Linked DNA regions of Homo sapiens: region 2 is linked to region 1. A link is a loop called in an ENCODE intact Hi-C map of the cell type or tissue named here. Cell type or tissue: endothelial cell of umbilical vein. All regions are shown on one strand.

Evidence for each region. Peaks named below come from ENCODE experiments on the same cell type or tissue, not always from the same donor. Only the 100,000 strongest peaks of a DNase experiment are listed, where the experiment ranks them.
Region 2: a loop joins it to region 1, with 5 times the contacts of the local background. A loop is called at or near these places in 5 of 110 quality-filtered maps.

Annotation. Positions count from the first base shown.
Region 1 is chrX:140,916,371-140,920,370 of GRCh38, reverse strand. No RefSeq gene overlaps it. Among named protein-coding and RNA genes, the nearest start is that of MIR320D2, 7.9 kb to the left of the region's middle. In endothelial cell of umbilical vein, a CTCF peak has its summit at 1,813 (motif pointing left); a DNase peak (open chromatin) is centred at 1,820; H3K27ac peaks cover 353 bases.
Region 2 is chrX:140,764,500-140,768,499 of GRCh38, reverse strand. All of the region lies in intron 3 of LINC00632 (long intergenic non-protein coding RNA 632), which reads right to left. Among named protein-coding and RNA genes, the nearest start is that of LINC00632, 57 kb to the right of the region's middle. In endothelial cell of umbilical vein, a CTCF peak has its summit at 2,315 (motif pointing left); a DNase peak (open chromatin) is centred at 2,279; H3K4me3 peaks cover 1,113 bases; H3K27ac peaks cover 1,306 bases.

The DNA.
Region 1 (4,000 bases):
ATGGTTAACAGAGTGAGTTCTAGAATAGAGAGACCTACTTTTGAATCTTGGCTTCACAACTAATTAGCTGGATGACCTTGGGCAAGATATGTAAATGCTGTGCACCTCAGTTTCCCCATGTGTGAAGTAGAGACTATTACAGAGATACCTACCTCAAAACATCTAAATGTCCATCAGTTGGGTGTTGATATGGAATAAGCTCCAAGTTATATTATTAGGTGAAAAAGTAAGTGGTGAAAAATGCTTACAATATGATCCCATTATTGTTTAAGAAGAAGGGGAAAGACAAAGAATATCAATATCAGCTTACATATGCACAAAGAGTTTCCAGAGGAAGATGAAAGAAATTGTTAAAAGTGATTATATCTGTGGAGTGATGCCAGAGAGCAGTTAAAATTTAAAGAGGTGAAGGAGGCAATGCACAAGAGGTTTGCTAGCAAAAATTTCTGTTGCATAAAAAAAGAACAGGAAGATCCGTAGCAGTCAGCTTGGATTAGCATGCTGCCAGAGCTCTAAGGTTAGAAGCAAAACCAAGATAAGCCTTACATCAGGGATGTCAAATCCAGACCATGCAGTCACTTCTTCCTCCAAAACACCTGAATCAGGACATTCTTCACCATGGAGCCTGGACAAGGCCTCAGAAACCTTCTTAAGTCAGTGCTCCAGGCGACCACTAAAAGTTGACAGAAATTGGACAAAGGAATAAAAGCTATTTCCCATCCAGCATTACAGCAACAAAATGAGTTGAGAAGATTCTATAAAGAAAAGGGTACTTGGGCTACGATTACCGAGCCTAAAAGGAGAATAGCTGGGAGGTGAATTAACAATGGCTCCAAAGAAAATGTGAGACTTTTAAATGGAAGGTAGTAGATGAACAGTACTAAAATATTTGCTTCGCAGTATCTTCAGGTCTGTTATTCCAAAGAAACCAAAAGAGTTACAGCCCTAGTCTTTACTGTCTGAAATTAAAATCTCCACAGGATACTCATTATAATGAATATGCTCACTTAATAAACCTGGCATTTCTATAACACTTTTATAATCAACACATTTTCAAACCAATCATGATTGGCAGCTTGGCTTCACTTTGCTCTCACCATCCTCTGAGCTAAGTAGTGCAAATGTTGTTAGATTTTATCATGTTGATAAACATCCCTTGGTTGCTGAGCAGTTGAGGGGCTTGCTGGGATCACACAACAGGCCAGTAGTGATATGGGACTACGACCCAGGGTTCCTGACAACCTGGATCTCTTTCCTTGAATGTCAATTCAAATGGAAGCAGACTTACTGGTGAGCTAAGTTGGTGGAGCAAAGAGCTAGGGTTAAGTAGGTTATTACAGCGAAGGTGACCCATTTTATATGCATATGGTGCGGGACAGGTGAGCCCCAAAATTGGGGCTTAGCTGGCTAGCGTTCTTGGTTTTGGCCAGGAAAGAATTCTTGGGCGAGTCAGTGGTGTTAAACAGTAAATTTTATTGAACTGTATTGCTCCTTGCAGAGCAGGGCTAATTCATATGCAGTGTGCCCAGAGTGGGCAGGATATGGGATGTTGTCAACTTCAGTTATATCCACTTATACCCACTTTTAATTATATGCAAATTAAGGGGTGGGTTAATGCAAAATGAAGGGATGGGTTATTTAGAACTTTCTTACAGGTCATTGCCATGGAAACAGAAGGTTACTTTCGGGTCGTTGCCATGGCATTTCTAAACTGTTATGGCGCTGGTGGGAGTGTCTTATGCTAATGATCAGCAAGGGCAAATAGAGGTTGCCTTCGGTGCCACCTACTGGTGCGTGCCGTTTTTTTTTTTAACTTTAGTTGGGCGCCACCTGCTGGTTCTTGACTTTTTTTTTTTTTTCAGCTTGTCGGGACCAGGAAATGTCTTACTGGTCTATCACCTCATGTAGGTTGACGGGTTCTGGGGATCGGCTAGATATGTTACCAGTTGATTGGGCACCAACTATGAGGGAGGCAATACTGAGCACTTTGTATTTATTGTCTCACTGAAGCTTCCTATTGCTCAGGCAAAAAAAAAAAACCACACAGTGAAGTTTCCTCAATTCCACTCTTCCATACCCCACATCTAGTCTGTCAGAAAATCCTGTCGGCTCTCCTATCATAATGTACCCAGAATACGCCCACTTTTCACCACCTTCAATGCTATTCCTCATCATCTCTCACCCAAATAATGACAATCACTTCCTCTCTAGTCTCCTTCCTTCCCCCTTTCCCAGCTCCAGTTTATTCTCAACACAGCAGCCAGAGAGATCCTTTGAAAACTCAGAACATATCATGTCACTATCTGGCTCAAAACTCTGTCATGGTTCCCAGTTTCACTCAGAGTAAAAGGCAGTGTCTTGACAGTAGCCTATAAGGCCTCCATGACCCACCATCCTGCTCTCTGTGCAATTCCTTCCCTCTTCCTGGCCTTTGCACGCTCTGTACTCTCTCACTGGAATGCTGTTCTCCAAGAATCTGTCTGGCTTTTCCCCTCACCCCATTCAGGCCTCTGCTCAAATACCACCTGACCAGAGAAGGCATCCATGACCACCCTATTTAAAATGACTTCTCCTCCCTACCCCAGTCCTTGCTAACTCTTCCTGGTTTTTTTCATAACACTGATCCCCATCTGATACACTAAATCTTTTTTTTTTTTTTTGCATATTGTGCATTTTGTATGTCTCATTACAGGAATGTAGCTCTGTGAAGAAACTACTGTATTTTTAGCACCCAGAACAGTACCTGATACCAAGAAGTTTCTCAAGAGGCATTTGCTGATTAATTTCTGAAAAGAGTTTTGTGAAATGGGTACCATTATTATTCCCATTTTACAGATGAAGAAATGTCATAGCGTTTCAGTGGTTTAGTTAGGGTTACTCATCTAGTAAGAGGTGAGTCAGGTCTCCCTGCCTCTGTAGAGATAAAATTCATTCTCTCTCTCTCTCTCTCTCCTTCCTCCTTTACACATCCGAAAACACATATACACATGCTTACGTGAACATTCTGCAACATTCTGCAAATATTCTCAGTGTCACTGTAACTAAATTTTTAGAAAAAAATAGCAAAGGACTAACTGGAATGAGCTCCATCAGCAGGAGGAAAAGAAGCAAAAAACTCAAGCAAAAATAATATGACTGAGGAGGAAAACTAGTATTCAATGCAAAACATTAAGGAGGTTTTTGTGGGTGGAAGCAATCTTGTTCATCTACTTGTGGCAGGATATTTCGAAGAAGTATTATTGTGGGGTTTGTTCTCTGTTACAAAGTAATCAGAATGAGAGGTAGTTTTCTTCCTATTTCCTCAAGGCCTCACTCTCAGAAGGGCCCTGTGCTTGGTTTAAAGCCCTGCTGTCATTGTCTTGAAATTGTGAATAATTTTATCTTTGATTTTGTGGTTTGTAAGTGAAATCTAATGGGACAACAGAACATTTGTGTTAACACACAACATATGCCAGGTGGTAGTATGCACATAGCAGTTCATGCAATGCACTATGCACACCCAGGGTAGTCCAGGGTACTGCAGGTTCTTGAAAGAATAGCTGTGGCCAGGATCTAGGTCAAGACTGGTGGAGTCAATAGTGGTGGAAACAGCAGAAGCTACAGTTGTCATGGCAGTGGCTGCAGCCCCAAAAAAGAGGGGGTGCTCCATATGGGGCCAGCACTGGGACCAAGGTGGACATTCACTTACCTGTCCATCCCCAAAGCCCATCCCTCTGCCATCTACACGAATAGCTACTCTCTGACTTGAATTTTGGGACAGGTAACTGCCTGTTTTTAGGCAATAAAGTTTGTCAGCAAATTACTATAAAACAAGTATAAAATGCATTGTACATTGCAATAAACATATCAGAGAGTTATTTGGAGTTTTCAAAGAGTTTAGAATTTCTGGGTTTGAAACCTGTTGCAGCCTTGCAAAGGAAATATCCACAGGCTTAGAAAAGAATTAATTTTAAAGATTATCCTATTCAACAGAAAATAAATATTTTCATATAAAGCTTCG
Region 2 (4,000 bases), 150 kb after region 1:
CAGAGAGAGGAAGCAGCAGTGCTCTTTCACAGCTTCTAAGATTACTATTGCACTTCTATTGTATAGGTACAGAATGGATGTGTTAACACTAACCCTTTTGTTACAGTCAAATCTTCTTAACATTTCATTTCCTCCTTGGTCCTGAGGTCTTCGATCTACCCTTGAATGAAGCATTATCAAAGGAGAAAGGGAGTAAGGTCAAGGAAATGGAACTAATATGTTTTGATGTGAGCACTCAGTATGTGGCAAACCCTTTACAACCTGATCATATTTTGGCCTTACAACATCCTTGTATTTGAAAAAGCAGAAGCTCAAAGATGACATGTGGCATGTCCAAAGTCACACAGCTAGCGTCCAAGCTCCAGACTCCAATATCCATGTTTTTTACACTAAACTAAGCTGTTTTCCCTTAAAATGAGTAGCTGTCATTCACATTCTGGAGCATGTGAAAATTCTGTCATGGAGCTGCGTTATGGTTTGAATGTCTGTCTCCTCCAAAACTCATGTTGAAACGTAATTGCCACTGTAACAGTATTAAGAGGTGAGATCTTTAAGAGGTGGTTAGGCTCCACCGTCATGAATAGATTAATGCCATTCATGGGAATGGCATTTCATGGGAATGGATTCCTTACAAAAGGGCAAGTTTGGCCTCTCTCTCCTTTGCCATGGGATGACACAGCAAGAAAGCCCTTGCCAATTGTCAGTCCCTCAGTCTTGGCCTTCTCATCCTCCATAACCACATGAACAAATTTCTCTAATAAATCCCCTCTCCTCTATCTATCTATCTAGCTAGCTATCCCATTGGTTCTGTCTCACTGGAGAACTCTGACTAATACAAACTAGTTTATAGCTTGTCTAAAAACTTCAGAGAAAAGATGTCTTCAAAATATTCTACTCTGAGTAAGAGACAAAGAGTGCTTCATGAAATTATTCAAGAATTCTCTTGCATAGCCAATGTTTAAGAGGCGTAAGTTACTAAATGTGCATAGAACCACTTCTTTAAAATTAAATAAGCAATATTATATGCAAATGAATCTAAGCAGCTCTAGAGCTAAACAATAAACTAAGGGGAAATTAATGCATCATGTTCAAATATTATTAACAAAAATGGAAAAAAATAATAGGTAAATAACACTAATAAAGTGAATTTTTCTGGGCCAGGCACTGTTCTAGCTGCTTTACATATATTAACTCACTTAATATTTAATACAACCCTATGTGTTAGGCATTATTATTATTATTTTATAGATGAGGAAATTGAAGCTCAGACAAGTTACATAATCTGTCTGAGGTCACACATTTATTAAGCAGGAAAGCCCAAAATGTACAGCTATGCAATCTTGCTCTAGATGACACACTCATCCATTACAATGCACTTGAAACTAATGATGTTAAGATTTTTTCTTGCAATTCTTAACTGCTCAAAATCATCCTAACACAAGAAACTTCTGGTTAAATAAAAAAGAAGGCCTCCACCTTTAGAAAAGATGTATGATAATACCTGTAGCATAACAATGAGCAAAAACCATCTTAAAATAAAACACCCAGAGTAGCTCATAGGTTCTAACACAAAATGTGAGTCTAAGTTTCTACAATATGAATTTTCTTTTTGTTCCACATATTCCTATCAAAACGGTAAGAAATAAATTAGTATCGATACAACTCTTCCATTAAATTTCTACAAATATTACCTAAACATAACGAACAGATTTCAATTCTAATCCTACTCAGAATCATACACATTCTTTCTTTGTTATTTCATTTATGATAATTAATTATACATCTTTTACATTGTTAATTTTTAAATTCCCACTGCACGTAGAAGCATATTTTACTGGAGACTTCTATGTAGAAAACTGAATTGTACATTATAAGATCACATGACCATGCATATCCCAGTTTTCATTCTTCCAAATGAGTAATATAAATTCACAAATCAACTTTCTTCATTTGAAAATTTAAGTATCATCCCTATGAGCAAAAGCCCTAACTACTTATGTTCGAAACAATTGAGGGATATGATGCTGATATTTATTATCACATTTATTTTTTGTTCTTGCTATTTTAATCTTTGATTGTTATGGAACATCTTCACTCTCTTTCTATGGTTCAATGGGTTAACAACCAAATAGACATCCATCAGTTTTTAATAATAATCTATTTTTCACATTAAAATTTCATGGAAAATCGTTCATACTTCTTACTGGATGGAAGTTTTTTAAATAGCTCTGAAAATTCACCACCAAAAACAGTCAAAAAAGATTCTATGTAGCAACAGTGCCCTCTGCTGGCTACAGCGTGGAACAGCTAAACCAGGCCTATAAGAAATCCAACAGCTAAGGGGATCTGCCGTGACCCCCGTTTGGCGATGCCGACAATGACCGTTCTGCCCACCTTTTCCCCATTCCAGGTTAAGTAGAATTTGGCTTGATACCTCCTCAAGGGAAGCAAACTCTGTTTAGCAGGCCAGGGATCACATGTGCCCTTTTCTTCCTTTTGAAGAGCTGGTCAAGCCCAAAACCTCAAAAGATTTTAAGAAAAGGCACACGGATTTGAACAATCGTTTCCTGATCTTCTCCAGATCTTTTACAGATCTTCCTCTTACCTCATTTTTCACTGGCCCGCATAAGACAAAAAGAAGCATTTATAAATAAAACCAGTCCATCCCCTACTCCGGAGCTACTTGCCCCCCTTGTCGCCTCCCTTAACGGTAATAGCAGCAAACAATTCAAGATCAGCATTAAATGGCTCTAGGGGTAAGAATTGAAAACCCCTTTTAGCCAGCACCTAACAGTGTCTAGTCACTTACTAGGAGAGGTAAATGGTGCTTCCTAAGTTATTGAGTGTGATCCTCATTAAAGGTGCTTGTATCATTGCAACTTCAGACTGAACTGCCATACCACCAAATACACATGGGAAGCTAGAGAGGAACAAGGAATCTCTAAGCATAGAGGCGTCCCTCTTCTAGAAAAACAATTCCAAAAGCCGTTCCCTGCTATTTGTAGTTACTTTAAAGATTTTATACTCAATTCAATTATTGAAGGGGTTCCTAAATACTAATTAAGGGAGTGCAGTTTCCCCTCGAACTTTGCTTCTGTGGGGATCGGGCGGTTCCAATGCAAAGCTTTGCAACTTGGGGCGGCTGCATAAGCTCTCAGCTTTGGGCTACTCCAAAATCCACGTTGACCCCAGGGCCTCGGTGAACAAAGCACTGGGCTGCGCTACTTGAGGCTCAGTCCCTGCCCCTTCCCACACAACCAGGAAGGCGTATACACAACGAAAACCGGAGGTCTACTACGTGGCACCACGGAGAGGAGGGAATCACTTCAGAGTTGATTAGCTGCGTCGGGGATTCGGGTGAGGCAAGTGAGGCTAAGTCGTTCAAGTGCAAGGTCTGAGCTTGCCCTTATTTAATATTTCTTATCTAGCTTCTTGCGGAATTTTGGCTATAACTTTGAATTTTAAAGAGACTGCATGAACAGTTTTATCTTGATTACTGAGTATCTTGGTGCCGCCTTAAATTTTGCACCCGAGGCGAGTGCCTTGCTCGTTTTGCCCTATTTACCACCGTGGTGATTGAGTGAGGGCGATTTTCCAGCTACCGAAGGGGTAAAAGATAGCCCGGAGGAGGAAGCCGGGAGCCGAGGCAGGAGCCCTCAGGATGGGAAGGAGGAGGAGGTCGCAGAGGTGGGCTCTGACTGGCTGGCTGCGAGCCAGCGAAGACGCTCCGCTCAGGGAATTTGTGGGGCCGCCAGGGAAACAAGCTTGGTTAAAGCGGAATACGGGAAGGAGTCGGCTTACCGGGTCTGGCTGCTCCGAGCCACGCAATCTCCTCTCCTTAACCGCCTCCCCTCTCTGGGGAGGACTCGTCTCGTCTTTGCAGTGTGCCTACTCCGATGCAGTGCCGTTCTGTGCCACGTTGTCACCCGGCTGCTCTCTGGAGAGACCCGCCCCTGCGGATGGCCTCTCCAGCATTCGTCGGCTCCTGACTCGCCACCCT